5 separate regions of the Homo sapiens genome follow, and all the other regions are linked to region 1. Evidence: chromatin loops called from intact Hi-C (ENCODE). Cell type or tissue: heart left ventricle. All regions are shown on one strand. Each heading gives the region's core, and the rest is flanking DNA. Links, peaks and the distances in the headings are about the cores only. Region 1 overlaps SGMS1 (sphingomyelin synthase 1). Region 2 overlaps SGMS1 (sphingomyelin synthase 1). Region 3 overlaps SGMS1 (sphingomyelin synthase 1). Region 4 overlaps SGMS1 (sphingomyelin synthase 1). Region 5 overlaps SGMS1 (sphingomyelin synthase 1).

Region 1 (6,166 bases), core at 441-5,440:
ACTTCCCTGGGACTCAGTTTCTTAATTTCAAGGTGAGAGAAGGTAATTATAATAACTGTCTCTTAAGGCAGCTGTGAGGATTATATAAATAAGTTAATTGGCTGAAGTAGAGTTTGGTACTTACGGTGTCTATGTAAGTTACCTTTGTAAACTCAAAACCTACTGAGTTTTTCCTTCTCCTCCTATCTTTATTTCCCTGTCAGTCCATCTACAGTTGGGAAATAATTCCCCATGTGTTTCTCTTGTTTGTATAGTAGCCTTGGAAGTTAGAAGTAGTGGGTAGAGTCTCCTATGCAGCAAAAGGCAGGTATGCTGATTGCTTGTTATAAAAGATTAAGGTTTCCTAAGCTCATATAAACCTAACAATACAAATTTTTTTGGCTGCCATTTTTTTTTTTTTTTTTGCTGTTAGAGTTTGTGTGTTTATTTTTGCTAGTTCAGATTTTATATCAGGTTCTAATTTCTACAACATTTACCTTTTTTTTTTTGCATTTCTTCTGCTAAAGCATATTTTCCTTTTAAAAGTCTTTTCGTTAAAAATTTTAGTAATTGAGCTATTTTTGTTTGCCAAAGCAAAACAGTTATTCTTTTTTCACCTCAGATAAACAACTAATATTGCTTAAATATTTAGTGGGCAGTACTAGATCTTTATTCCTATGTGTAAGCAATTTATTACTAATTTCTTTTAAAAGCATATCACTCAAGAATTCTTTTTCCAAATGACTAATAATGATGCTTCATACTTCTGTGATTAAAACATAGCTAGCAAAAAGCTAATTGAGTTACTTTATCTTTTTAAAATACTTCCAACATTCTTCTTGCTCTTTATTCATTATTGTGAATATCTAAAAAATTATTTAATAAATAAGTGATACTAAGTTCAATAGTATTTACATGTACTGTTTACAAAGAACTGTACCCTAGTGAATATTCAAGCACTGGAAAATGCCTATGAGCATTATCTGATCGTGTTAACATTTGGATCTTCTAGAAAGATTAACAGCACTGCATATAATCAGTATTTGTATAAAGCCTACTATGTGAAGCTTATTAATATTAATTTTATTTGCAATATTGACTCACCCTTGGCGGCAGACAGGACATCGAACTCACGCTTAGAACATGGGAACAGCTACAAGGAAGACTGAGTGATTGGATTGGGGCTCTTCTCTTCTGCACACTCCTGTCTCAGTTCTCGGAAATGTTGGCCTTAACCTTTACCTCTGCAGGACGGCATTTCCTGTGCTTGCTTTGGACTTGTCAGTGGACTTGATGTTGATTGCTAAGCAAGCAAGAAAATTATAATACTGTTTTTGCTGTTTCTCATCTGATTTTTCTAGGGATTCTGCAAAACCTATAAATTTCCAACTAAATTCTGGAAAGGAGTTACTACACAGAAACACTGTTCTCATTTCACTCCAGACAAACTTCTCAGTTGTTGCTGCGTCTGTGCGGGCCTACGGGGTCTCTCTGATCTTACCTCTGATGATTGTTCCCTTGGCTCATTGTGCTCCATTCACTCTGGCCTCCTTGCTCTCCTGAGATACACCTGGCACATGTTCCTGTGGTACACCTGTTTCCGCTTTCCCTGGAATGTGCTTCCCCTGACATGTTTGCTCACTCCCCTTCCTCTAGGACATGCTCACATGTCCCCTTTGGAATGAGGCCTTTGGTGACCACTCTAGACAAAATAACCCAGCCCCCAAGCACTCTCTGGCCCTCTGCCTGCTTTCTGTTTCCTCCATGGCACTTAGCACTTGTCTGACACTACTGTGGGGTGGTCCTGAGGGCAGTGGTTGTGTATACTGCTTTATCTTCAGTGCTGCAACACTGCCTGTTGCATAGTAGAGGCTCTGTAGTTATTTGTTAAATGAATGAATGAGGTTACTCTTACAGTTTTGTATGGAACAGCTAGGAGACAGGTAAGATTGGTGACCGAGAGTTGTATTAGGAGGCTGTTGTCATGGACCCCCTGGGATTTGGTAAGAATCCAAACCAAAGGGTTGGAGAAGTGAAACAGTCAAGAGACAGGGTGGGTAGGTGTGGTGGTGATGCATCTCCTTTGGGAATGGAGGAGAGGGGAAAATGAGAGCATTCTGGAATATTCCCTGTTTTTAGCCTGGCAATTAGATGGTCTTTCCGTTGAGCTAAGATAAAGAATACTGGAAAAAGACTAAGCATTTCTTTTACAAAGCAAATTGTGTGTATTAGTAGAGAACAACATATTTCTGAAATTGGTGTTTTTATGAAATATAGTTTCTCAAAGGCTCTAAGTAACCCTTGCTGAAATGCTGATTTTAGTTTGAGGTCAAGTTTCCTAAAATGTTTTAAAAGCTAGCCATGCAGGAAGGCTTTGGCCTCCAGGGAGTTTATATCTTTAGATAGAGAGATTTTTCTATATTTGGGAGCTAAACTGGAGTTTCTGAAGGTCTGAATACTTAGTTAGCTTCTCAGTACCTTGAGTCACTAACAAAATTAACATTTTAAATAGGAAGTTTACAGTTCTTCCCTCTTTTAATAAATGTTTCCTTGTATAAGAATGATCTTTGAAGCAGAGGCCTCAACCGCATTCCTTATTACACTGCTGCAGCTCTGGATGTACCCATGAAGCCCTGTAATTGGAATCTTCTGGCTGGCTCAGATAAGCAGCTTATTTGTGAGCCAGGTCCTGCCCTGTTTCTTTAAGGCCTCAAAGCAGGAAGATGGTGAACTTTATGCAATTCTGAGTTGACTCCAATCCAGATGTATTTTGGAACTAGGTAGAATATGACTGGTAAGTGAATTTTAATATTTTAATTGAGTTACTTGGATGAATTTAGAGTGATTCTAGGTATTTGCTAATAAAAAATACAGAGTTCATGTTTGTGAGGCTTTTCACTGATTACAATTCATTACTTTGTTCCAAGATAATTTTGTCTCCCTTGCTTCTCACCTGCCACGTGGGAAGCCTTGGCCTCTTTCTTGCTGAGGCTCAGGCTCCTTTGAATAGCAGAGATGAGGGCATGATGCTGGTGACACCTGCTGGCGTGACCCCATTTGGGGAGGCTCTGGCTTCTTTCCTATATGGTTAGAGGTGTCCAGGACCTCTGGGAACCCTGTCTGTTAAATGGAAAGAGTTGGCCTAGAGCCTCTCAGGCATCTCCCAGCATTGAAATTCTGTGCTCTAACTGCTTTTGGTAAAAAGAATGCAGTAGATCTGAATGTACTGATGTGGAAGGATGTCCACGACATATTGTTGAGTGAAAAAAGCAACTTGTAGAACATTTTGTGTGTCTAGAAAAAGAATACATAGTGATGTAATCTGTTAGCAATTGGGGGAGTAGAAGGGAAGGACTTTTACTTCTTAATTTATATCCCTTGGAACTAAATTTATTCACCCATATGACTTTTATAATTTTAAAAGAATAGCAACTAGAAAGCCAATCATTTTAGATGAGCTGTGGTGGGGCCAGCCCCTGAACCTTCTCGGTGCCTGCATTGGGTGGCTGCAGCCTGCTCCTGCATGCCATACTCCCTCTAGCAGCAGCTGGCTTGGGCTGAGAGGCCGCTTCCCACTTGCACTAGCAGGGAACCTTTGTTTTTTCATACCTGCCAGCTGGAACTGTCTTCCCTGCCTGGCTCCATTGACATTTGGATTTACAACTCATATTTTAAAGTTAAAATATATAGGTTGTGCTTCTTAAAAATCACTAACGTTTAAATTTTTCATTTGCTTAGGCTTGCTTTTCTGAAATTAGTAGGCCTTAATGAGGTTTTGGTGAGTTCCAGGATAGTCTTTCCCTGACTGACAGACCGGAACGGGTTTTTGTGTGTATTTACTGACAATGAGTACTGCAGTATGTAACTAATAAAGAATTAAAATACTACTTTTTCTAGGGATGTTTCAGTTTTAATAGAAGGCTCTTAAAGTTTTTAGGAATCAAAGCTCTGAGTCTCAAGCACCTCTTGACTAATGGTGATCCCATATTTTTAATTAGGCATGATGTATGGTTACTCCCAAGTCACCTGTGTAGGCTGGAGATGCTGTGGGATGTGGCAGTAGGTGACGGTTAGGTGGTGATTGTAGGTGCAGAGTGAGTTGGGTGACATGCTGGGAAGACTTTCATATATTGTACCAAGACCCTATGTGTCCCTTCTGTTTTCAGGTGCCTTGTGCCTTTCCTTTATTGGGTCTTATCTGAATAATTTCATCTGTTGCTTTGAGTATAACTAAATATTAAGATAAAAACTATCTAGTGGAGCATCAGTAGCTTATAATTTAGCAAATGGGCCTTTGTTGGCACTTTGATTTAACTAATGTAGATGACCTATGCAAGAAGAGTAACTTTAGGCTTTTCAGTGAGTGACGTGAATTTAGCACATCACATGAAGCACATGTCTTGGAGCTATTAGCTGTCATAGTTTATTGAGTCAGATACCTAAAAGCAGTGGTTCAGAGACGCAGGCATGAACTTTTCCACCTGCCTTACCTTGCTGAGGTCATTTTAAATGCCCCAAGCTAGAAATTGGGTAAAGATTTATAATTTGTCAAACTGAAAATAGAAGAATATGATGAGATGTAGCTTGGGGTGAAAGATTTTTTTGTCTTAAAAATCAGTAATACTATAATGTAATAATAGTTTTCTTTTATTGAGTTTTCATTTATTTACTGTAAAGTCAGGAAATATACTAAGTACTTTTTGTGCATGGTCTCATTAAACCCACAGAGCAACTCTATGAATATCATCCCATCTTACAGACGAAGTAGCTGAGTAACAAAGAGGCTAAACACCTTGACCAAGGTGGTATATTTAACTAATAAATGTTAAAGCTGGGATTTGAACCCCAGGGGTTAAATCCAGGTCCAGAGTGTTAACCACTGAATTATACTCTTTCCCTTAAGTGGATGATAAAACCTTGCTAACTAAGGCTAATTGTGAGCTTATTGTGGACAACATTAACGTGACTTCATTTAAGAATATTTAGTGTCGGCATAGATCACAACACCATGGCTGTGATTGGCACCGTGGTTGTTTTCATTTCTGTAGCTGCTGTAACAAATGACCACAAATGTGGTGACTTAATCAAGGCATTGGCAGGGCTGTGCTCCCTCTGCAGGTTCTAGGAGAGAATCTGATCTTTGCCTCTACCAGTTTATGGTGCCTGTCAGCCTCCCTTGATTTGTGGCTGCCCTACTCCCATCTTTGCTCTGGTGTTCACACTGCCTTCTTCTCTTCTCTTTGGTGTCAGGTCACTGTCTACCTCCCTCTTACAAGGAAGGATACCTTTGATTGCATTTAGAGCCCACCAGGATAATCCCCCCATCTCAAGGTCATTAACCTAATCACACCTGTAAAGTCCTTTTTGCCATGTAAGATAACATTCACAGATTCCAGGGATTAGGACATGGATATCTTTTGGCGGGGGACGGGGCACTATTTAGCCTACTACAGTGGCAAATATTAATAGAACTTTCAGTCCGCCTTGTAGGAGTATGCTTAACGTCAACAATTTCCTAACTGTTTTGCAGGACACAGATGTTAAAAATGTGAAAGAATTCTGTTGTCAAACAGACTTGAGAGTCATTGTGTAATATATCCCTCTTTAAGGAGATTCCCAATGCACAATGAAGGCTTTGAGAATTCCTGTGGCAATGAAAGCTGCTTAACCTTGTCAAACCCAGGATTCCTCAGACTTAGTTGATTACAAAACACTTCTTTTTAAAGGGTATGTCTACTTACATATCAAAAAATACTTGAAGATGCCTTAGGAAGCATGAGTTGAGTTACTTGTTGCCTGTTAGTCTTTTGAAGGCATAGAGTGTGTTTTAACTGACTTTTTGTTACTTAATATCTTAAACATGCTTGGAATTGATTGGACAGAATAAAACCAAGATAAATATACAAAATTAAATGATTCAGGGATAATGTGGGTTATGCCTTGCGTGCCTGTCTGAGGAGTTTGGACTTGATTCTCTAGACCAAGGATTGGCACACTGTAACTTGTGGGCCAAATCCAGCCTTCTGCCTGTTTTTATAAATAAAGTTTTATTGGAACACAGCCACATCAATTTGTTTGCATATTGCGTGTGACTGTTTTGGTGCTATAATAGCAGAGTAGGGGATAGGCTTGCAGGGCTTAAAAAATCTGAGCTTTTACACAAAAAGTTTGCCAACCCTGATATAAG
Region 2 (6,166 bases), core at 599-5,598, 230 kb after region 1:
GTACCTACTATATGGTAGGAATTTTTCAGACATCATTTCTAATGTTGTTACCCCTATTTTACTTCTTAGGAAGTTGAGATTCAGAGAAGTAAATGTGCATCCCAAGCTGCAGTGGTAGTCAAGGAATGGGATGAGATTGAATGCTGTTTTTCCATAGGTTCGTTCTTGGCATCATGTTGCCTCAGAGAATCAGTTTCTGGGATGTACAACTAAAATTGTTTAATGTCTTTGACTCATTAAATGGCATAAAAGTTTTAAATTCTCATTCTAATATCATTCTGATTTTCTGAAGATCTTCCTTTGATGACAGCAAAAATACTCACTAAATGTTTAACCACAGATACTGAGTGGGTTCTGGCCAATCAGCGTGGGCTCCACTTGTATGTCCGACAGTTGAACGTCAACTCAAGTTTAAGGCCTCATGAAGCCTAATTAATAGCAATATAAACCAGTTTAAGCACTTTTGGCCAGTTAATATATTTTTTAAAAAGCACCACACAACGTTATTCTCAAAATCTTTGTCTTAATCTGGTATTAGCCATAGTTACAACATTCTGGTTTCAAGTTCTCAAGTAGTTTTTGGGGTTTGTTTTTATTGAGTCATTGAAAAATTACAGTAAATGAACCTACAGAATTTCTTGACTGAGAATCTGCCCTGTTTTTCCCTTTTTCTAGGTCTATTATTAGCAGAAGATTTTTCTGCATAGTTGGCACGCTGTACCTGTATCGGTGTATTACAATGTATGTAACTACACTCCCAGTACCTGGTATGCATTTCAACTGTTCTCCGAAGGTAAACTATTCCTCGCTGTAATTTCGCTTTCTGTTTGTTTCTTGTCTTGCCCTGGGGTCCTTTGAGTGAGGTTGCAGGAAAACGTTTCTTCAGAATACAGTGGAGTCACTCCTCTATCTGAGAATGTTACTAAATGATATGGCCAGGCAGCCCCACCCTTCCCAGAATCTCTAAGCCCTGCCAGTGCCTCCCAACTGGGGAAATGTGTGTTGGAAGCAGTTAAGCTTTGTGTAGTTCTTTGGTTTCCTGCCAAATTGTTAAAATATCATTCATTTCTTTGACACGCATCCAGAAGCTTTTATATGCTTCCTCTCCCTCGGAGGGAGAGCTCGATTTCAAGTGACATTTTTTCCATTTTCCTTCTTTCTATTAATCCCTACAGCAGAGCCAGGAAGAGAAAGTATTCCTATTTCCTTGCAGTCCTCAACCAAGCCAAATAAGATCACTGTTCTCTGGGGTAATATATTGCCTTATTGATTTTCTCTAGTAACAAAGAAGTCTTTTTAAAAATAAACTTTATTCCTCTCTTATTGTCTCTACCTTTCCATCAGATTCAAATGACACTCTTCACCTCCTAACCTTTACCTTGGAAGAATTTTTAACTAGGGTGATCGTTGGAACTCTGTGAAATAATTAGCAGATTTTATTGTTAAAATATTTATGTACATTAAAGCTCTTTAATGAATTTTTAAAAGAGGCTAATTTCTCTCCTTGATTTTTGGTGGGAGAAAATATAGTATACTCTGATGTATTTGAGATCATTTCTTTGCATTATACCTGTGTGGGTGAAACAGCCAAACACTTTCAGTCTCATTGCTTTGTACTTTTGTTCCTCCAGAAGAGATGTTCTCTTTGATAGAATCTTTGGAAAGAGAGCTGAAAAATTCACTCTGGATTTTTAATTTGATCATATGAAATTTTGGATCTCTTTAATTTGTATGTCTCCTGTGGCTCTTTTCTTTGCTAAACTTACATATGTGCCTACAGAGATAGCTCATTTCTTACTTAACTTTTTGCTTTTTTTAATTTTTTAATTTTTTTAATTTTTTTTATTTTTTGCTACACACTACTTCCTTACCTCTGGAAGAGCTGTCATACAAAAGCAATGTTCTCAACATTCCACTCTTCTCTATCAGCCATCCTGCCTCCCTGCACTCTCCTTCTTGCAGTTTCTTTCGCCCTTCCAAAGAAGCCAGCTTCACATCGTTTTTATTGTCTGTAAAAGCTCTCAAGCACTCACCTGTAGCTCCTGGGTTATAGGGAATATCTTGTTGTCATTGAAAATCCAAGGATATGGACTCTTGCTGGGAGCCTGGCTTGATAAGCAGCATGTTCTCAGCAGTAAACTGACAGTTTAGGATATTCACCTAAGTTTAATTCAGCTCCTTAAAAAAGTCTGTGCATTGGGAAATTTTGCTACCAAGGGGTAGGTAGATGTAGGTTCTGGCCAAGCACATGTTGAAGATGGATCCAGTATTGAGGGGCCGTACCATGTAGCCTTTCTCCCTACTCTGGTTCTAAACTTGTTTCTTCTTGAGGACTACTGTAGCTCCGCCAGTTGCTGGCAAGCCCATACTTGGTGAGCCATTGGTTCTTACATAGTCAGCTTGAGTCATCAACATATCTAACCAAAATTCTTTGCCTAAGAATAGCTTGTGGGTTTTCTTCGTAAACACAGAAGTAGCAGCAGGAACTGTTCACAAAAGCCAAACTCAAACGTGTTGCTCATTTATTGTGTTGCCAGAAATCCCAACTAGGGCCCTCATTCTATGAGGATCTTCTGGAAACTAGAATCTTAAACAGTAGGAGGTGAAATATTAGCACACCTTAGAAAAAAATACTAGTTAAAACTCATTAAATCTAATTACTACAAAATCTAATTTTGTAGAATAAGACTCTTGGAAGAAAGGATTTAGAATACACTTTTTTATTCTGAAAACTTTCACATGTATCCCAACTGCTATAAGGAACTCCCATAAACCCAACACTCAGATTCAATAATTATCAAGATTTGCAACATTTGTTTCCTTTCTTTTTTCTTTTTGAAGTATTTAAAACAACTCCCAGGTAACGTCATTTCACCTCCACATACTTTAGTACGCATCTAAAAACTGTGAACATTTTAGTACAAAACCATAATGCTATTGGTGTTCAACAAAATTAATAGTAATTCTGTGATATCAGCAATTACAAGTTGATGCGATATCCTGATTGTCTTAAAATGCTTTTCCTTTTTTTACAGTTGGTTTGTATAAATTAGGGTCCAAAATCTTTATATTACATTTACTTGTTCTGTCTTTTAAGTCTATAATTCTAAAGCAGTCCTTTCTTCCTTTCACCCCTCTACCAGTAGCCTGTAGACATTAGATTAATAGTCCTACAGAATATCCCACTTTCTGGATTTATCCATTTGTTTCTTTGTGGTGTCAAGTGACTTGTGTCGCTCTATGTTTCCTCTGAATAGAAAGTTGGCTCTGCAGACTTAATTAGATTCAATTTTAGCTTGTTAACAGAATATTTGCCAGGTGGAATAGAAAGACTTCTGAAGCTAGGCACAAGAGTTGGGAAAGGCTTCGAAGGCTTGGTGCTGCCTCTTGGATGGCAGATCAAGCTTAAGAAATTCAGTGGTCAGGCAAGGGCTAGAATCCTCCACTGAGAACGAGTATCTGAAGACAGAAAAGGGTGACACTGGAGAGAAGCCTCAGAGGACAGCTTTGCCTACTTTAGAATCATACCTAGGGCTAAGGGAATCAGAAGTGAGAGGAACCTTATTAAAAGTCACTCAGGCCAAAGTTCTATTTGATGTCTGAACATCATCGCCACTGAATCTTCCATCTCTCTCTGAACCATTGTACAGAGAGGGAACTTAATTGCCCCTGTAAAAATACAAACTTACCTAATAGTAAAAAGAACACTAAAGTTAAGGTTAAGACAGTCTTACACAACCACTTACTAGCATTGGGCAAGTCATTTAACTTTTCAGAGCCTCAGTTCCCTCCCTAAATGGCAAAGCAGAGCTAATGATGCTTTTTGAAATCTGTCTTAAGGAGTTATAGGTGTGGAAGGAGACAGTTTCTAGGGGCTCTGTGGGTGTAACGCACTATACAGAAGTAAGAAGAGGACTTAGTATTGTCATCATGCTTCAACCCCTAGACTCTTATTTATCCAGTGAGAACTGATTTAACAAACATACATTAGGGACCTACTGTGCTTTGGGTGCTAGAGTATGAGGCATGAGGAAGGTAGATATAGTTCCTACCTTTGTGGAAAACACCTTAAAATCTGTTAGTTTAAATTTGTAACTTATGTAATAAATGTGTAAAATGCTGTGATAAGGGCCTCAAGCTAAGCTACTGGCCCTAAGGATGGATGGAGAGGAAGAAACAGACTTGAGCAATATTTAAGAGACCAAATTGATACAACTTGATAATAGATTTCATGCAGGGAATGAGAATAGGGAAAGATTCCAAGGGCTGGATTTTACACTGGTATAATGACATGGTATAGAGGAAATGAGAGTTAATGAGTTGGATTAAACACAGAGTTTAAAGTATCTGTGAGATATCTAAGTGGTGATGTCCAAGATAGTTAGCAATATAGTCTAAAGCTGAGGGAAACATCAGGCTGGAAAATAAATATTTGTGAATCATCATATTCTGGATGGTGGTTAAAGCTGTGGATATGGATGAAAAGGCCCAGAAACAAGTTACAGAAAGCACAGTGCTTCCAGAATTGGATATTCTATTATTTGAGATACCAATTAAGGCCTGTCACTTGGTGGATACTCTGACAGTTACTCAATATCACTAAACTGTAAGGGAGGAGAGTTGAGCTTTAGAATATGACTTCCTGCTTAATACAGTCATGTGAACTTAAACTTGGTTTCACTATGCCATTAAAATGCTGTAATTAGTGTACTTAATGCTTCCCTTAATGCCAGTACTCAAAATGTGCAGCTCCTAAGAAAAATGTTTCAACAAGTATACAGTAGTGATTATAAAAATTGGTCTTATTGTTCATTCACTCGATGGCAGTATACTCTTCACAAAATATAATCGCTCAGAGAAATAATAATCCTATGAGATGATCAGGCTGTGAGGAAAAGTAGGCTTCCCATAAATGTTTCTGCAGCAATAATAAGCCACTGGGAAAAGGAAGTGAAAAGGGAAGTGGATGTGTTCAGTTTCTAGATTGCAAATTTCTGGCATATCCCATGGTGGTATACATGTGCATGGCTTACACTGGAGGCTGCCAAATTTTTGATACCTTGATTAGCCCATGTTACTCTCATCATAGCTCCAAAGACCGTGTGTTCCATCCTGAAAACAACCTCTTCTCATCTTTTTTTTTTTTTTTTTTTTTTTTTGAGACGGAGTCTCGCTCTGTCGCCCAGGCCGGACTGCGGACTGCAGTGGCGCAATCTCGGCTCACTGCAAGCTCCGCTTCCCGGGTTCACGCCATTCTCCTGCCTCAGCCTCCCGAGTAGCTGGGACTACAGGCGCCCGCCACCGCGCCCGGCTAATTTTTTGTATTTTTAGTAGAGACGGGGTTTCACCTTGTTAGCCAGGATGGTCTCGATCTCCTGACCTCATGATCCACCCGCCTCGGCCTCCCAAAGTGCTGGGATTACAGGCGTGAGCCACCGCGCCCGGCCCCTCTTCTCATCTTTTTACAACTGTTTATGATACTGGTTTCTTTAGAAAAGGGGCAGAATATTTGAGAATTCTTTGGTGTTGTAAGCTTCCCGTTGGTAAGGTTTTTCCTGTTTTAACAAACTCCTTAAAATAAAAAATCCCAGATAAACAGGCAGCCTAATGCTAATAGAAGAGAAGAAATAACTTGCACTGTTTTCGACTCTCATTTTCATAATCAGATGAGTTAATCTAATAGTGACTAAACAGTAAAATGAGATGCATGTTTGGGCGTGTTTTGTGGTCTCCATGGTGACCTTAGATTTGAAAACCTTTGAGAAGAGAGAGAGTACATTAAGACAGGGACACTCAGCTGGCTAGTGCATTAATCCAATGTGGAGTTTTCAGTGAAATGATTCTCTTGAACTTGAAAAACATGTTTTGTTTTGTTTTAATTTTTGCCTCTGACATAAGTGAACACAGCCCATTTTTGGACAGGGTTATGTCTGGGTGGCATCTGAGGTTGATCGCTCAGTGGATCAATATAATACAAATGCAACAGCAGAACAGCCTTCATATTCTTCTCTGCCACTGTCAGCTTTTCTGCAATGCACAGATTAGAAAGATGAAACCACCTCCTTTGACTTGCTGCTGAACTGTAATGTCAACCATCAGCCTAACGGGTCCCTATGCTGGCACAAGTTCAGTCTTATAAGGCAACAGACTCATTGCTCTTTAGGAT
Region 3 (6,166 bases), core at 437-5,436, 180 kb after region 1:
TACTCACTTGTAGTCTTAGCTACTCCGGAGGCTGAGGCAGGAGAATTGCTTGAATCCAGGAGTTTGAGTCTAGCCTGGACATCATAGTGAGACCCCATCTCTTAAAAAAATGTGAGGAAAACTAGTTAGGGAAAAAAGGGTTATTTTTATTTTCATATCATTCTAAGTCTTTACATACATCTTGTATGCTTTGCTGTTTTGAGGTCTGTACACTTCCACATGTGATCAAATAATTTAATCTGGGCACACTAGTGTTTGCCTTCTGCCATCTATACTACTTCCGATCTTTCACGTCTGTGTGGAACTTCAGCCAGGCTGTGAAGCTACAAGGACAAGCCCTTCTCAATCTGATACCACCTGACTCCTCTCTCTTCCATTCTGTCTTGAAAGAAATGTGTCCCACTCTGCAAAACAGCTTGTCCCCTGATCATTTCTCCCATGGTGGCCAAACCCTCCTTCTCAAGATTTGTGCCTTGGCCAACTAATAAATTACAGTGCTCTCACCCCCTGTCTTTATTTGAATCCACTCCAGTTGATAGCTATCATGAGCCATGCCTGCTACAAGGTAATGCCTGACTCTTAAAAATTCCTCCTCTCTACATCAAGTTTGATGCCTTCTGTGTTCTCAACCATGACCCATTTTACAAATCCATGTGCTCAATGTTCTGTGACTAGACTAACAAGCACCAGTCACACCCTTAAATCTTTTTGTCTCTTAGGTTGTTCTAGCCCAGAAATCTCTACCTTGTCTGCCTTCCCACCTCTTATGTTGTAGTCATCACCAGTCCCTCAAGACAGCCACCAAACCTGTTCTCCTTTCAAGCTCCAGGAAATTACCTAATCCCACTTCCTTACTTCTTTCTGCTTGGTTGCCCAGGCTCCCTAACCTAACCTGTGGTCACAGTTTTTTTAATAGTCTTGACCACAGCCCTAGAATTTCTTGTTCCCTCTGTCCTGAGTTCTGCAAATTCTGTTATCCCCATCCTCAATCCTAGATTATCTTACTTTTCACCTGCCTCGGGCTGCGAAGGCATTAAACAAGTAAAATACAGAGTATGAAAGGTTGTGGTCAAGGGACATTCAGTTGATATTAAGGATATTTGAACAGAGGCTTGAAGTAGGCAAAGGAGTGAGCTATGAGGATATCTGGGGAAGAATATTCCAGAAGAAGGGCCCTCAAGTGCAAAGACTCAGGTAGAGCATAGTAGGCATATTAGAGAAACAGTGGCCAGAGTGGTTGAAGTGAGAATGGGCAAGTGGGGAGAGGCTGGATGAGTGAGGATTCTTAAGAGGAGGGAAGAGGATGAGGTCAGGAAGGTAGCAGGAACCAGATCACTTGGGACCTTATGGAGCCTAGTAAGAAAGAGGTTTGGTTTTTTTACTTGGAGTGAGATCCAGCACAAAGGGTTTTGAGCATAGAAGTGATTTTAAAGAGGCAAGGGTAGAAACAGACCACACAGTGTTAGAGGTGATTGGTTTCTGGATATATTTGGAAGATAAAGCTGATAGGATTGCTCTAATAGATTAGATAATGGGGGTGGGGGTGGGGGGAGCACAGATTGGAGAGAGTGCACTCTCATATGTACTCACCAGCTGGGAGTCTTTGCCAGAGCAAATGACAGAATGGAATTGCAATTTACTAAGCTGAAGAAGGCATGCAGGAGGAGTTGGCTTGGAGGAGAAGAGCAGGAATTTGGTTTTGGACGTTTTAACCTAGTTAGGCAGCAACCATGGTGTATGTTTCTTTGTGGTTCACTGAATGCCCAGGACAATGCTTTGTGCATAGTAGGTGCTTAGTAAATGTTTGATTTTATTTTGATTCAGTGATTTGGCTTTTGTAAATATATATTAATATAATCAGTCATTAGCTGCTTAGTGCTGGCCTGCTTTGTGCCAAAGAGAAAAGCTCATTAGGTTTATAAATAGAAGATAAATTTCAGCTGTGTCTTCAGTGCAATTGATGTGGCTATGCCTTTGCCAGAGTGCTTTCATAATCTGTTCTCTGAATGCTGATCAAATTCTTATAATGAACAGGATGTCTATATAATGTGTACTTAGCTTCTTAATATTATGTGGATAGTTTGACTCCTCTACCATAGGAGTAGCACATGGTCAAGATGTGGAATAGATACCTATGGGACTGCTAATGGTTATTTTATGGTAAGAAAGTAGTTTCCAGAAATAATTTTAGAAGCCATTGTTGGGTATTTCTAGGTGCTAGATTTTTACCTCTTGTACTGACAGAATCTTTTTCTCCCAATGTGGTATTAATACATAATTGCCGCTCTTAGTCATTTTTCCAGTTTTTATCTTTATGACTGACGTTTTGTTCTTTTACAAATTAAATCCGTATTTTTCCTTGTTCCTTATTTGTCTTTTATACTGAAGTAACCTGTGACATTTGAAAGTTAAATTGTTTGATCTTACAGTTTACATCTTTAGATCATTTGACAAAATCTTGAAAAGCTTTTAATGAGCCATGCCACTGTCTCAGGTTATGATCACATAATGCTCTCATCATATATGAAACTGACTTTTCATCAAATGGTTTGGGTATTAATGCATCCAGAATTTTGAAAAATTGAACATTCCATGATCAGGGCGTTAAGACAACTTAGGACAGTGATGCCTGCAGTTCTATTTTAGTGCGTAGGACCTGTTTGGGAAGGAATAATTAAGGACATGCCATCCTGATACTGTGTTGCTCAGATGTGCCTGTATTATCTTATTATTCCTACCAGTGTCTCAGTTGCTCATACAAATTAATGAACAACTCATCTGTAAAGGATGTGGAAATTATCATACTTTCAAAAGCTTTTGGGAAACATCTATAAGGGCCTGTGTTTAGGTTGTATTTCCTATGATGATACCCTTAGAAATCTGATTAAATATACTGCTGAGGAGGATTTTGATAGCTTTGAAAAGAATGAAGGCTAAATTTTATGTGGAAGATGGCTATATATACAATCTGAAGAAAAAAGTCAACTATTTTATCATTGTACAAATGTGAAATAATGTTTTGAATATTTTTTTTATATTATAGCATTGACTTTGGATTTAAGTTTCCTTTTCTTATAGCAAAGAATAAAAAAATTAGGAACCTCTCTGGACCTTCTCTTAAGGTTGACTGATTCCCTTTATATATTTAAGAAATTTTTTACCAAGGCCAGTAGGGCTCACTGATTTTTTCTCCTCCTTGAGCAAATCTCAAAAAGAAATGGTATGATTAAAGGAGGTATATACTTTCCCATGTAAAAATCTTAGCTGTGTGTGTTTTTTGTTTTTTTTTGAGACAGAGTCTTGCTCTGTCACCCGGGCTGGAGTGCAGTGGCATGATCTGGGCTCACTGCAAGCTCCACCTCCTGGGTTCACGCCTTTCTCCTGCCTCAGCCTCCGAGTAGCTGGGACTACAGGCGTCTGCCACCATACCCGGCTAATTTTTTATATTTTTCGTAGAGATGGCGTTTCACCATGTTAGCCAGGATGGTCTTGATCTCCTGACCTCGTGATCCACCCTCCCCGGCCTCCCAAAGTGCTGGGATTACAGGCGTGAGCCACCGTGTGCCCGGCCTATTAGCTGTGTTTTTTAAGAGATTACTTATTTTTAAAAATTAATTTTCTTTGATGAAATCTCCAGTTTATAGGTTTGTTCTTTTTTATATTTGGGGAAAAGTAAGTTTTAAGGAAGTTAATATAATAGGTCTCATACTGTGAAGAATCTAGATTTAATAAGTATGTTATGATCAAACGTAGTTGGCCACCTTCTTTCTCTAGTATTCGCTTTTTGTTGTTCATGAAACGTATTTATATTGACTGCCTAGCATGTGCCGGGCACCGTGCTAGCTCCTGGGAATACAATAATGAAAAATACAACCAAGGGACCTTCCCTTATGGAGCTTTGATTCTGGTAAGGCAGAAAGACATTCAGCAAGTAAGATTATATAGATAAGAGTGCGGTGGTTTGAATGTGTTCCCCAGAGTTCACGTGTTGGAAACTTAATCCTGAATGCAATGTGTTCTGAGGTGTGACCTTTAAGAAGTGGTTCAAACAGGAGGGCTCTTCCTTCATGAATGGATTAATGCCATTATCACAGGAATGGTTCCCTTATATAAAAGGATGAGCTCACCCCCTCTTTGCCCTTTTGCCTTCCACCATGGGATGACGTAGCAAGAGGGCCCTCACTAGATGCCAGTCCCTTGAGATTGAACTTCCTAGCCTTCAATTCTGTTACAGCAGCACAGAATGTACTAAGTCAGAGAGGATGCTCAGAGAAGGCTTATTTGAAGAGACGACATGGGAGTGGAGGCCTGAATATTGACTGGAAGCCCATCATGTGAAACATAGGGTGGAGGTGTTCTAGGTGGAGACAATAGCATGTTCAAAGTCTGTGAGGTAGGAACTACAAGTAGTCCAAAGTAATTGAAGTATAGTGTGCAGTTGTAGAACTCCACCATACAAAGGCAGGAATGGTCTTGTACAATATGAAATAATGAAGTGTGGGTTTTATTTTAAGAACAGTGGGAAGTTACTGCAATAATTCAAAGATGAGAATTACACAGTTTTAAAAGTTCTCTTGCTGCCTTGTGCAGTTTGGGTTTGGATGGGATAGGGTGTGTACGGGAGCAGTATTGAGGAAGCTTTGGCAGTAATTCTGATGAAATGTAATGCCACCTGAACCATGGTGGTTACAATGGAAAGGAGAGTCATGCGTGGCATAACGACATTTTGGTCAATGACAAATTATCTGTACAATGGTGGTCCCAAATGATTATAACACAGATGAAAAAACCTATATAGCCTACTGGTGTAATAGCTGTCCTAACATCCTAGTGCAACACATTACTCACATTTGTGATGATGCTGGTCTAAACAAACCTACTGCACTGCCATCCGTATAAAAGCATAGCATATATAATTATGTACCTTACATAACACTTGATAATGATAGTATTTGGCTCTGTTAATGGTTTATGTATTTGCTATGGTGTACCTTTTATCATTATTTTAGAATGTGCTCCTTCTACTTATGTATTTTAAAAAGTTAACTATAAAGCAAGTCCTTCAGGAGGAATTCCGGAAGGCATCATTATCACAGGAGATGACAGCTTCATGCATGTTATTGCCCCGAAGACCTTCTGGTGGGACAAGATGTGGAAGGTGGAAAACAGTAATATTGATGATCCTGACCCTGTGCAGGCCTAGGCTAATGTGTATGTTTGTGTCTTTTTTTTTTTTTTTATTGAGATGGAGTCTCGCTCTGTCGCCAGACTGGAGTACAGTGGCACGATCTCGGCTCACTGCAAACGTTGCCTCCTGGGTTCAAGTGATTCTCCTGCCTCAGACTCCTGAGTAGCTGGGATTACAGGCATGCACCACCACACCCAGCTAATTTTTGTATTTTTAGTAGAGACAGGGTTTCACCATGTTGGCCAGGCTGGTCTCAATCTCTTGACCTCATGATCAGCCCACCTCAGGCTCCCAAAGTGCTGAGATTACAGGTGTGAGCCACCATGCCTGGCTTGTGTCTTTGTTTAAAAAAAAAAAATTTTTTAAGTAAAAAAAAAATTAAAATTTAAAAAATAGAAAAAAGCCTATAGAATAAGGATATAAAGAAAATGTTTTTATACAGCTGTATAATGCGTTTGTGTTTTAAGCTAAGTGTTATTACAAAGGAGTCAAAACATTTTAAAAATTAGAAAATTTATAAGGTAAAATGTTACAGTAAGATAAAGTTAATTTATTATTGAAGAAAGAAAAACTTTTAAATAAATTCAGTGTACCCTAAGTGTGCAGTGTTGACAGTCTGCAGTAGTGTACAGTAATGTCCTAGGCCTTCATACTCACCCACCACTTTACTCACTGACTCACCCAGAGCAACTTCCAGTCCTGCGAGCTCCATTCATGGTAAGTGCCCTTTATAGGTGTCCAATTTTTATTATTTATACCATATTTTTACAGTACCTTTTCTGCATTTAGATACACAAAGCTTACCATTATGTTACAGTTGCTTACAATAATCAGTACAGTAGAATGCTGTACAAGTTTTTAATCTAGAAGCAATAGGCTATACCATACAGCCTAGGTATGTAATAGGTTACACCATCTAGGTTTGTCCAGATACATTTTCTGTGATGTTCACACCATGACAAAATCACCTAATGATGC
Region 4 (6,166 bases), core at 608-5,607, 110 kb after region 1:
AGGCATGCGCCACCACGCCCGGCTAATTTTATATTTTTAGTAGAGATGGGGTTTCTCCATGTTGGTCAGGCTGGTCTCGAACTCCCGACCTCAGGTGATTCACCCACCTCAGCCTCCCAAAGTGCTGGGATTACAGGAGTGAGTCACCGTGCCTGGCCTGTCTTTCATTCTTATTTCCCTTTTTCACAATCATTCTCTAGTGTGCAATAGAGTTTTCCAGAGGCTGTATATGGTATCACAATAGATTGACTGCAGACATTAATAAGGGAATTTGTGATTTTCTCTTAAGCCAGATATTAAAGAAAAATGTTAAAAAATATACTCTTCTTATATTGTTTTAGAAGATAAATTTTTCATTAATTTTTTTTTGAGACAAGGTCTTGCTCTGTTGCCCAGGCTCAAGTGCAGTGGAGCCATCACAGCTCACTACAGCCTCCATCCACCTCTTGGGCCCAAGTGATCCTCCTGCCTCAGCTTCCCAAACAGCTGAATATACAGTGGTGGGGACAAAAGTAGGCTCAGGAGAAAATGAAAGAGAAAGAATTTGTTTCACAGTTTGGATTCCTGAGACTGTGAATTGATCCATCCCATCTCTTCATTTTGAGGGAGTCACTACAGTTCCTGACTAGCCTTCAGATTACTTTGCACTGGAACCTATCCCAGTTGAACCAGCTGTGGAATTTGGGGGTGAAGGGTGTGAGGAAGTGGTATAGGACAAGTTGCCTAGTCTCCTTTGCTGCACATGGGATTATTTTCTTTAAAATGACTATGGACAAGAGATCTATTGTACTTCATGATGACTCCAGTAAATAACCATGTATTATATGCTTGAAAATTGATAAAAGAGTAGATTTGAAGTATTCTTACCACAAAACAGGATGTGTGAGGTAATGCATATGTTAGTTAGTTCCATTTAGCTATTCCACAATGTATATGTATTTCAAAACATGTTATACGTGATAAACATGTACAATTTTTATTTGTCAATTAAAAATAATTTAAAAAGAAGCAGAAACAATATGGGTTATATTTTTGAGCTAAGAAATATGTTTACATTGAGATAGTTAATAAAATAATTTTTTTCTTAAAATTATTGTTTCCTTCAGAAGGAATAACTGACTTTATTTTGTTTACTTCTTACATAATATTTATCAGTATTAAGTGTTACAATTTTAAAGAGGAAAGAAATGATACATTTTCCCCAAGTAAGGTTTTTACCAATTTATATTCAAGAACACTTATTTATACTTTAAGGTAATTATTTATGTATATCTCTTCCACTAGACTTAGAAGTCCTTAACAGCAGGGTGTAAAATTTAATTTTCATTTCTCTAGTGACTATCATCTTACCTGGATTATAGTAGGAATTTAGTATTTTAGAATGAATAAGACATTAGAAAATTTGGATTTGTGTTTTATAGTTTATTTTCTTTTTGAGTCTCTCTCCCTTGAATTGTTAAAAGTAACCTTTAAATTGTTAATGTGGTAAGTAAAATTAAATAAAATCTAAATGACAGATTGCTTTTAATTCTCCTTGGTTGGAACAAATGTTCAAAGACTATTTAGATAGGAAGCAGACAATAGTTTGTTTTCCTTTGCTTTGATTGGGTATATATTTCAAAAATGACATGTGTAAATTAAACACACACACCTTCTATTTTTGAGGCTTTAGAAGTTGTTCCCCAAGATAAGAAAGAAACACTTTTGACCTGTGAGAGACCATATCTCCTCCAGAACTCATTCAAATAAATTATTTTGTGATTTATTTTAAAATTTAGGTATAATTTATACAATGTACAAATTTGAAGTGAATAGTGAACCAACATCTCTATCATCCCAAAAAGTTCTCTTGTGTCCACTTTCAGTCAGGTGTGCCATCCCAGAGGCAAACACGTGTGCGAGTGTGATTCTATCAGTAGATTTTGCCTCTTTCAGAACTTCAGATATGTAGTTATACTGAGTGTGCTTATGCTCCTGGTGTCTTTTGCTCCACTTGCTGGTGTTTTATAGATTCATACTCTTACTGCATGTATCATGCTATTGAGTAGTATTCTATTGCATGAAGTTATTCACCTATTGATAGACATTTGGATGGTCTACAGTTTTTGGCTGTTATGAATATAACTACTGTGAACATTATTGTATGTCTTTTTGTGTATCGGGGGAAACCAGCCCCTGATATTCGATATGGGTCCTTTTCTATTTTCCCTAAGTGTTGGCCTGTTTGAGAAATACAGGGAAAGAATACAAAAGGGAGAAATTTTAAAGCTGGGTGTCTGGGGGAGACATCACATGTTGGCAGGTTCTGTGATGCCCAGCAAGCCGCAAAACCAGCAAGTTTTTATTAGTGATTTTCAAAAAGGGAGGGAGTGTATGAATAGGGTGTGGGTCACAGAGATCACATGCTTCACAAGGTAATAAAATATCACAAGGCAAATGGAGGCAGGGTGAGATCAGAGGACCGGGGCAAAATTAAAATTGCTAATGAAGTTTCGGGCACGCATTGTCATTGATAACATCTTACCAGGAGACAGGGTTTGAGAGCAGACAACCGGTCTGACCAAAATTGATTAGGTGGGAATTTCCTCATCCTAATAAGCCTGGGAGCACTAGGGGAGATGGGGGCTTATCTCTTCCCTTATCTACAATCGTAAAAGACAGACATTCCCAAAGCAGCCATTTCAGAGGCCTCCCCTTAGAAATGCATTCTCTTTCTCAGGGGTGTTCCTTGCTGAGAAAGAGAATTCAGTGATATTTCTCCTATTTGCTTTTGAAAGAAGAGAAATATGGCTCTGTTCCACCCAGCCCACAGGCAGCCAGCCTTTAAGGTTATCTCCCTTGTTCCCTGAACATCGCTGTTATCCTGTTCTTTTTTCAAGGTGCCCAGATTTCATATTGTTTAAACAATTTGTACAGTTAACACAATCATCACAGGGTCCTGAGGTGACATTCATCCTCAGTTTACGAAGATGACGGGATTAAGAGATTAAAGTAAAGACAGGCGTAGGAAATCACTAGAGTATTGATTGGGGAAGTGATAAGTGTCCATGAAATCTTCACAATTTATGTTCAGAGATTGCAGTAAAGACAGGCGTAAGAAATTATAAAAGTATTAATTTGGGGAACTAATAAATGTCCATGAAATCTTCATAATTTATGTTCTTCTGCCATGGCTTCAGCCAGTCCCTCCATTTGGGGTCCCTGACTTCCCGCAACATTTGTGGACACAAGTTCACAAGTTTTCATGTCTTTTGAGTGTGTTCTTAGAAGTATATTATTGGGTAAGTGTATATTTAATCTTATAAAAAATTTACTTAAAAATTGTCAAACATTTTTCTAAAGGGCTTTATAATTCAGTATGCCCATCAGCAACTTATGAGATGCTCTAATGTACTCCAAGTCTTTGCCAACTCTTGCTTTTTTCAGTATTTTTAAAATTAGCATTCCAGTGCAGGTAAAGTGGTATCTTGTAGATTCCTGTTGTTTCCTTGGTGACTAATGATGTTGAAAATTTTTTCATGTACTTATTGGCCATTCATGTGTCCTCTTTTATGAAGTATCTTGTCAAATCTTTTACTATTTTAACAATTGGGTTGTGTGACTTTTCAAAAATTAAATTATGGTGGTTCTTTATATATTCTGGATACGTGTCTTTGGTCAGATACATGTATGGTGAATTTTTTCCAGTTGGTGGTTGCCTTTTCATTTTCTTAACTTTGTCTTTCAAAAAGCAGTTTTGATATTGATGAAGTCCAACTAGCTAGTTTTTCTTTTATTGGTAGTATTTTGTCTACCTCATCATTGCAAAGCCATTGTTCTACGTTTTCCTAAAATACTTTATAGTTTTAGCTTTTATAATTAGTTGTATGACCTCTCTCAAAGTATTTTTTTTTTAATAAATGGGGTCTTCTTGTGTTGCCCAGGATGGATATGAACTCCTGGGCTCAAGTGATCCTCTTACCTCGGCCTCTTGAGTAGTTGTGATTACAGGTGCACGCAACCACTCTCAGCTCTAAGTAATTTTTGTTATTAGTGTGAGGTAGGAGTCAGGATTCATTTTTCTTTCCCTATGAATATTTATTTGTTTCTGCTCAATTTGTTGAAAAAATTATCCTTACACCCACTGAATTATTTTGACATCTTGGTCAGAAAATCTGTTGGTCGTATATGTGTGTGTCTATTTGTGATCTCTGTTTTGATCCATTGTTCTATTCATCTGTCCTTATGCCAGCACTGTATTTTGTTGAGAATTTCTCCATGTATGTTTTATGAGGGATATAAGTCTGTAGTCTTCTTTTATTATGTTTGTCTGGTTTTTGTATTGAGTTTCTACTGGTATATCCTTTTATTACATGTTTATCTGTGACTTTGTATTTAAAATGCATCTATTTAGGTACCATATAGTTCAGTATCATTTTTTAATGTATTCTGGTGATTTCTGCCTTTTAATTAAATGTTTAGTCTATTTACATTTACTGTATATTGACATGTTAGTTTTAGATCTACCATTTTAAAACTTGTTTCCTATATGTCTTATCCTTTAGACTTTTAAAAAATTCTGTGTCTCTGTTTATTGAATATTTTTAGTATAACATTTACATTTCTCTCAGGTTTTCTTTGCACTACTGTTTTGTAGTTACTCTGCAGATCACAATATTCACCCTTAGTAAAAAATTTTCCTTGAATTAATATGGTATTGCTTCATGTAAAATATAAGAAACCTACAATAATATGGTTTCATTTGCCTCTCCCCATCTGTTGTGCTATTGTCTTTGTACATTTTATATCTATATATGTCACAAACTATATAATACAATATTATACTTTTAATATAGTATGTATTAGTCATATATGTTTTAAATAAATTAAGAAAAAAAGTCTTTTATGTTAACATACAATGTATTATTTCCAAGGTTCCTCATTCCTTTCTATGGGTTTACATCTATATCTGGTATCATTTTGCTTTAGCTTGAAGAGCTTCCTTCAGCATTTCTTATAGTGTGGGTTTACTGGCAACAAATCTCTCATTTTCATTTGTGTGAAAATGTCTTTATTTTTTAAAAGATTTTTTTGTTGTATATAGAATTCTAGGTGGGCATTCAGTCTTTTTTTTCTCCTTCTCTTTAGATGTTGATTATTGTTTTCTGGACACCTGTTTCGAATGAGATGTCTGCCATCATTCCTCTTCTTCTTCTCATATGTTGTCTTTTTTTCTCTGGCTACTTAGAAACTTTTTTGTTGTTGTTGTTATTTTTGGTTTTCATGGTTAGTGTTCTAGCAGACAAAAACCACAAACTTTGGCTCAAATAGAAGAACTGTGTTTAAAATTGAGCCCCGTCACTTAGTAAGTAGGTTAACTTAGGCATGTCACTGTATTTTTCTGAACTTCAGGCTTTTCTTTGGAAAACAGGGATGCCTTATCTACATTAGGGTTGTTGCAAAAGTCAAAGCATCTAAGTGCTAGTCTAGCTATTATTTGTTCTCTCCAGCTGAGAGAGCTGATTGACTGACTTTTCCTATATACATTTATGGAAAAGTAAATATTCTAAACTTATGAGATAAACATGGCTTGTTTTCTATTTTGAAATTTTTGCTCATAGAACACTAAGGAAACCATTCTTATTAAGTGCAGTTTGAATAGTAAAGCAGGAAGCTCAAATTATCTGCATTAAAATAGGCACAGGCAAAGATTTCATGAAGAAGATGCCAAAAGTAGTCTCATCAAAAGCAAAAATTGACAAATGGGATCTAATTAAACTAAAGAGCTTCTGCACAGTTAAAGAAACTATCAGCAGAGTAAACAGATAACCTAAATAATAGGAGAAAATTTTTGCAAGCTATACATTTGACAAAGGTCTAATATCCAGAATCTATAAGGAACTTATACAAATTAAACAAACCCAGCCATCTCATTACTGGGTATATACCCAAAGGAATATAAATTGTTCTATTACAAAGACACATGCACAGGTATGTTCATTGCAGCAGTATTCACAATAGCAAAGACATGGAATCCACCTAAATGCCCATCAGTGATAGACTGGATAAAGAAAATGTGGTACATACATACCATGGAACACTATGCAGCCATCCAAAAGAACAGGATCATGTCCTTTCCAGGGACATGGATGGAGCTGGAGGCCGTTATTCTTAGCAAACTAATGTG
Region 5 (6,166 bases), core at 629-5,628, 58 kb after region 1:
CCTCTTGCCTCAGCCTCCTGACTAGCTGGAATTACAGGCACATGCTACCACACCTGGCTAATTTTTGTATTTTTCAGTAGAGACGGGATTTCACCATGTTGGTCAGGCTGGTCTCGAACTCCAGACCTCATGATCCGCCCGCCTTTGCCTCCCAAAGTGTTGGGATTACAGGCGTGAGCCACTGCGCCAGGCTGATCAAGCTTGTTTTTTAGATACAATATGTGAATTTAGCCTAAGCCATACGTTTAAAATATAGCCATTTGGCATTAACTTTTTAATTAACTAATCAAGAGAAGAGGGAAAACCAATCTTGTCTCACAATGTGCACTCTACCTTTTTGCTGTAACTAAATTAAGTATAACTTAAAATATATGACAAGTTCTTGTTACCACTTTTTCAAACTGAAAAAAGGTATAATTTTGTGATATGCTACCACTGTTTATTGTCCTACCTGAATATCCTGCCTTTGGGAAAAGAATATTTATGTTTATAATTTGTATATAAGAAAATACTATCTTGTCTACAGTGACAATCTTGAGGTTTGGTGAGTATATATATGAATTGTAAAACAGGGTCATCTGGGAGTAGTTGAGGAAAGGATATGTATATTTCAATGCTAAAGAGACCTTTTTGTGACTTAACTTTTAGTGGTATACCAGCAATAATGAGACTTTCCTCCTCCTTATCATCATCTGTCTTTCTTTAAGTGCTTCTTAGGAGCCAGAGAGCATGCTAAGTGCTTTGTACAATTTCGTAAGTGAATTCTCCCAAGAACTTTAAGAAATGGATATTCATAGCTCCATTTCACCAATGAGAAAACCAAGGCTTAGGGAAGGTACTTTGCTTCAGAAGTAGCTGTTTCATATTTGAATACAGGATGGTTTTGTGTCCAAAGCTTTATTTTTAAAATTTAATCTCAGCTGCTATTATTAAAATTACCTCTCAGAAAGTGAATAGTAGCATACTCATGAAAATCAGGTTTTCTAATATTCTTAGCCAATTGCATAGATGGGACAAAAGTTTAATTCTATTAGCCAGTTTAAAAATAAAAATACTTAAAGAATTACCAGTAGGATGGCTACTATTAAAAAACCCAGAAAATAACAAATGTTGGCCAGGATATGAAGAAATTGGAACACTCGTGCACTATTGGTGGGAATGTAAAATGGTACAGATGCTATGGAAAACAATATGACAGTTCCTGAAAAAAATTAAAAATAGAACTACCATATAATCCAGCAATTCCACTTCTGGGTTTAGACCTGAAAGTGTTGAAAGCAGGTTCTTGAAGATATGTTTGTACACCCCGGTTTATAGCAGCATTATTCATAATAACCAAGGAGAGGAAACAACCTAAATACCCATTGATGGATGAATGGGTAAACAAAATAGGATGTTTGCATACAATGGAATATTATTCAGCCCTAAAAAGGAAGGAAATTCTGACACTTGCTACAACATGGATGAACCTTGAGGACATTATAGTAAGTGAAATCAGCTAGTCACAAAAGGAAAAATACTATATGCTTCTACATATATGAGGTACCTAGTGTATTCATAAAGACAGAAAGTAGAATGGTGGTTTCCAGGGGCTGAGAGGGGAGTTACTGTTTAATAGGTACAGAATTTCTCTTTGGGATGTTGAAAACACTCTGGAAATGGATGGTGGTGATGGTTACACAACAATGTGAATGTACTTAAAGCCATAAAACTATATACTTAAAAATGATTAAGGTGATAAATTATGTTATGTATATTTTACCACAATAAAAATAATGCTTTAAAAAGAAAATAAGGATTGAAGTGATTGGTTGTGAATTCCTCTTCCCTCTGAATGATAAAAGAGATTTTATCCGATCACATCTTTCCCATGTTAAGTTACCATGATCCCCTCCCCCAAACAGCATTGCTGAAAAAGCAGGGGTGGTGGGCAAGTCATTGAGACCTTGAGTTATATTTCCCTAACTCCCAACTTGCTTGAAGTCTGTGTTCTCTTCATCTTGTCTTTTAAAAATGAGTGGGCTTTTCTTAGAAACCAAATTCCCTGGAGTGTGATATCAGCATACTTTTACTCTGAGAGTTTTTAGCAGCAGCTTTCTCAGCCTGAGAGGAAAAGCAAAATATAAAAATAACTTAGGGCTCACATTCAAATAGGTAAACAGATATGTCCAAAGTGAAACCTCTAACTGAAAGTCATGCATTTCAGTTAGGCACAGTGTTAGATGGTAGGTGGATGAATCATCTGGTCTGACCTGTCAACTGAAGGATCTGGAATTTTTTTTTTTTTAGATGAGTTTTGCTGTTGTTGCCCAGGCTGGAGTGCAATGGTGCGATCTTGGCTCACTGCAACCTCCGCCTCCCAGGTTCAAATGATTCTCCTGCCTCAGCCTTCTGAGTAGCTGGGATTACAGGCATGCACCACCACGTCCGGCTAATTTTTTGTATTTTTAGTAGAGACAGGGTTTCACTATGTTGGCCAGGCTGGTCTTAAACTCCTGAACTCAGGCGATCCATCTGCCTCGGCCTCCCAAAGTGCTGGGATTATAGGCGTGAGCCACCGCGCCCGGCCAGGATCTGGTATTTAATACTCACTTACCTTTTGGCTTCTCTTGCATAATCTCACTGGTTCTGTTCAGCTCCATATGGACAAGTTTAATATGATAGAACACTGAAGCTTGTTTGTCATGTCTTCCAGCTTTAACACTATTATGGGTTGTATAGATTGTAATTCTTGAAAAGATGAGTCCTCAACATTTCTTGTTAGTTGATAGCTATGTGAGCAGTATAGTGGTGAATGGAGCTCACACTGAAGTGCATAATGATCCTTATTAGACAACTTTGTAAGTTTGAAAATGTCATCAAAGGAGAATTAGGATCATCTGTCAAGGCTACCCTATTGTGGGGAAGAGAGGTGTGGGTGGAGGCAGAGTTCTCATCGTTAATCGTTGACACTTGGAGAGGTTTGCATCGAGCCTTCTGGACTTCATTCTAATGACAGTAGAGCTGTCTCTACATTTCAGTGTTGGAAGAAGGGTGGAGGATGACTTTACCATATCCCCCTTTTAAGATCACTTTTACCAGTGGGTGGAAGCTAGAGTGGAATTAGGGAGACCAAACAGGAGGCTGCTGTGGGTTTGTGTCTAAAGATGTTGGTAGTGACATTAGTTGACATGCATGGAGGACTACTTGGATGCCAAAAGCTTTATCCTTACTGTAGCTCTGTGAGCTATATAGATGGGTGACATTACTGGCACCATTTTGCGGATGAGGACATCCAGGATTAGAGAGGCTAAGCAGTTTGCCTAAGATCACACAGCTCATAATGAATTTGAGATGGTAGCCAGGCCTAGGTACTGGTAGAGAGGAGCTGTTTTTATTCTCCCAAAGCCATGGGATCACCTGGAATGTGATATAGGAAGGCCTAGGGTTGTCTTTAAACTGGGATCTGGGAGCCATTAGGCAGCTCTGGCCATGTCTGTTCCTACTTGGAATATATAACAGCTTCTGGACATTATTAAGTGGGCTGGCTTGTGTTTTGTTGAGGAACAGGACAAATGGGGCATTTACTAGTGCTGTGTGCCTCGTTGCTTTTCTGGGTAGTGTTTGGTGATGGGCATAGTGTGGAGTGGTGGTAGAGTACACAGTGTGATTCTGTCTGGTAAGGAAGCTGTATGTTGATGTTCACTGATGTGAATAGGTTCATACAGTCCCTTAGGCATTTGGCTGGAGGATAAAGAACAGCCATTGACCAGCAGAGTACTTTTTTTGAAGTTTATGCAAGACAGCGTGCTAGGTACTACTGCCAGCTTGACAATAAAGGCAGAAAGACATTTAGAGCCATTAAAGAATTATTTATACCAGAATACAAAAACACACTTTTCAAATGTTTTGTAGGCCCTTTTCCTGCACAGCATGTGCCTCATCTACTCAAATTTAGGAAAGGTGGTTGGTGGTTTTGCAGAGAAGCAAGGAACTGTAATATCTGTCTGCATTGGTCATGCTTATCATGTAACACACTGGATTCAGTATAAAGGAAAACCGACAGGTATGGAGTGTCTGCTGTTTTATTTTTAAAAAATTGTTCATTTTTTAATTAAAAAAAGGAAATACGTGCACATGACTTTAAAAAGCTCTGTAAACAACATAGAAGGATGCCGAAAGTGAAAATCCTCCCTTTCATCTCAGTTCTCCCTTGCCTTCCCCAGAGATAGGCCAAATTTTCTTATGTATTTTTCCATATATGTTCTATGTAGATACAAACATGTTCTGTGTATGATATGCATACTATTCCAAACTTTGCTCTTTTTTTTTTTATAATTCTTGGTGACAATTCCATATCAGCCAGAGAAATCTATTCAATTTATTTTAATGTAGTTGGACAATTTCAATATATGAAATTAACAAAATGTTTTTAGCCAGCCCCCTACTTAAACCTTAGAGCTTTTATAAATAATATTGAGAAGTATATCCTTATATTCGTTATTTTACACATTCTTCAGTACATCTGTAGAATAAACTTCTATGTTTATATGTACATTTAAATATTGGGAGCCTAACTGTTGGTCTGTGTAAAGCTAGATTTTGAACATCTATTGTATGAATGACCAGTCTTTTTACAGAATTTAACTTGATTAACATGGTTTCTATCCTGCTTGCATTTGTGAAAAAGTGCAGATCAAATAGATCACATTCTATTTAAACATTTTCTCCTAAAATTAAGGCATTTTAGCCAAATTTTATTTCAGAGAAGTACAGTTTAATCATTAATTAAGCCTCTTCCACACTTTGACAGATACAGCACATCCTTTTTTTTTTTTCTTAACTTTTTTTTTTTTTTTTTTGAGACGGAATCTTCACTCTGCTGCCCAGACTAGAGTGCAGTGGTGCGATCTCAGCTCACTGCAAGTCCCGCCTCCTGGGTTCACGCCATTCTCCTGCCTCAGCCTCCCAAGTAGCTGGGACTACAGGCGCCTGCAAGCACGTCCGGCTAATTTTTTTTTTTTTTTGTATTTTTTGTATTTTTTTTTATTTTATTTTTTTTTTTGAGACGGAGTCTCGCTCTGTCGCCCAGGCTGGAGTGCAGTGGCGGGATCTCTGCTCACTGCAAGCTCCGCCTCCCGGGTTCACGCCATTCTCCTGCCTCAGCCTCCCAAGTAGCTGGGACTACAGGTGCCCGCCACTATGCCCGGCTAATTTTTTGTATTTTTAGTAGAGACAGGGTTTCACCGTTTTAGCCGGGATGGTCTCGATCTCCCGACCTCGTGATCCGCCCGCCTCGGCCTCCCAAAGTGCTGGGATTACAGGTGTGAGCCACCGCGCCCGGCCTTTTTCTTAATGTAGGTAAACTGGTGTCATGGGAGTTTGTTGAACAGATTATTTCATCCCACAGATATTAAGCCTACTATCCATTAGTTATTTTTCCTAATCTTTTCCCTCCTCCTACCCTCTACCCTCTGAAAGGCTCCAGTGTGTGCTGTTCCCCTCTACGTGTCCATGTGTTCTTATCATTTAGCTCCCACTTACAAGTGAGAACATGTGGTATTTTGTTTTCTGTACCTGTGTTAATTTGCTAAGGATAATGGCCTCCAGCTCCATCCATGTTCCTTCAAAGGACATGATCTTGTTCTTTTTTATGGCTGCATAGTATACAACGTTGTATGTATCACGTTTCCTTTATCCAGTCTACCACTGATGGGCATTTAGGTTGATTCCATGTCTTTGCTATTGTGAATAGTCCTGTAATGAACATAAGGCATGCATGTATCTTTATAATAGAATGATTTTTATTTTTTGAATGTATACCCAGTATTGGAATGGCTGGGTCAAATGGTATTTCTGTGTTCAGGTCTTTGAGGAGTCAACACACTTTCTTCCACAATGGTTGAACTAATTTACACTCCCACCAACAGTGTATAACATTCTTTTTTCTCTAGAACCTCGCCAGCATTTGTTATTTTTTGACTTTTTAATAATAGCCATTCTGGCCAGGTGCCAGGCGCTCATGCCTGTAATCCCAGCACTTTGGGAGGCCAAGGCGGGTGGATCACGAGGCCAGGAGTTTGAGACCAGCCTGGCCAACATGGTGAAACCCCATCTCTACTAAAGATACAAAAAATTAGCCGGGCGTGGTGGCACACAACTGTAATTCCAGTTACACGGGACGCTG

What was found. Peaks named below come from ENCODE experiments on the same cell type or tissue, not always from the same donor. Only the 100,000 strongest peaks of a DNase experiment are listed, where the experiment ranks them.
Region 2: a loop joins it to region 1, with 2.1 times the contacts of the local background. A loop is called at or near these places in 7 of 110 quality-filtered maps.
Region 3: a loop joins it to region 1, with 2.9 times the contacts of the local background. A loop is called at or near these places in 4 of 110 quality-filtered maps.
Region 4: it touches region 1 in a loop (2.2-fold over the local background); 3 of 110 quality-filtered maps call a loop at or near these places.
Region 5: a loop joins it to region 1, with 2.4 times the contacts of the local background. A loop is called at or near these places in 11 of 110 quality-filtered maps.

What each region holds. Positions count from the first base shown.
Region 1 is chr10:50,551,924-50,558,089 of GRCh38, reverse strand. The region is part of intron 2 of SGMS1 (sphingomyelin synthase 1); the gene reads left to right. Among named protein-coding and RNA genes, the nearest start is that of SGMS1, 69 kb to the left of the region's middle. In heart left ventricle, for the core only: CTCF peaks have their summits at 3,040 (motif pointing left) and 5,079 (motif pointing left); no DNase peak of the experiment used is centred there; H3K27ac peaks cover 2,387 bases.
Region 2 is chr10:50,321,832-50,327,997 of GRCh38, reverse strand. It overlaps SGMS1 (sphingomyelin synthase 1), which reads left to right. Exons shown (of 11, transcript NM_147156.4): 8 at 676-793. Among named protein-coding and RNA genes, the nearest start is that of ASAH2, 73 kb to the right of the region's middle. In heart left ventricle, for the core only: no CTCF peak of the experiment used is centred there; no DNase peak of the experiment used is centred there; H3K4me3 peaks cover 1,798 bases; H3K27ac peaks cover 2,844 bases.
Region 3 is chr10:50,369,816-50,375,981 of GRCh38, reverse strand. All of the region lies in intron 6 of SGMS1 (sphingomyelin synthase 1), which reads left to right. Among named protein-coding and RNA genes, the nearest start is that of ASAH2, 120 kb to the right of the region's middle. In heart left ventricle, for the core only: no CTCF peak of the experiment used is centred there; no DNase peak of the experiment used is centred there; H3K27ac peaks cover 2,237 bases.
Region 4 is chr10:50,442,455-50,448,620 of GRCh38, reverse strand. The region is part of intron 5 of SGMS1 (sphingomyelin synthase 1); the gene reads left to right. Among named protein-coding and RNA genes, the nearest start is that of SGMS1, 180 kb to the left of the region's middle. In heart left ventricle, for the core only: no CTCF peak of the experiment used is centred there; no DNase peak of the experiment used is centred there.
Region 5 is chr10:50,493,914-50,500,079 of GRCh38, reverse strand. All of the region lies in intron 3 of SGMS1 (sphingomyelin synthase 1), which reads left to right. Among named protein-coding and RNA genes, the nearest start is that of SGMS1, 130 kb to the left of the region's middle. In heart left ventricle, for the core only: no CTCF peak of the experiment used is centred there; no DNase peak of the experiment used is centred there; H3K4me3 peaks cover 674 bases; H3K27ac peaks cover 1,634 bases.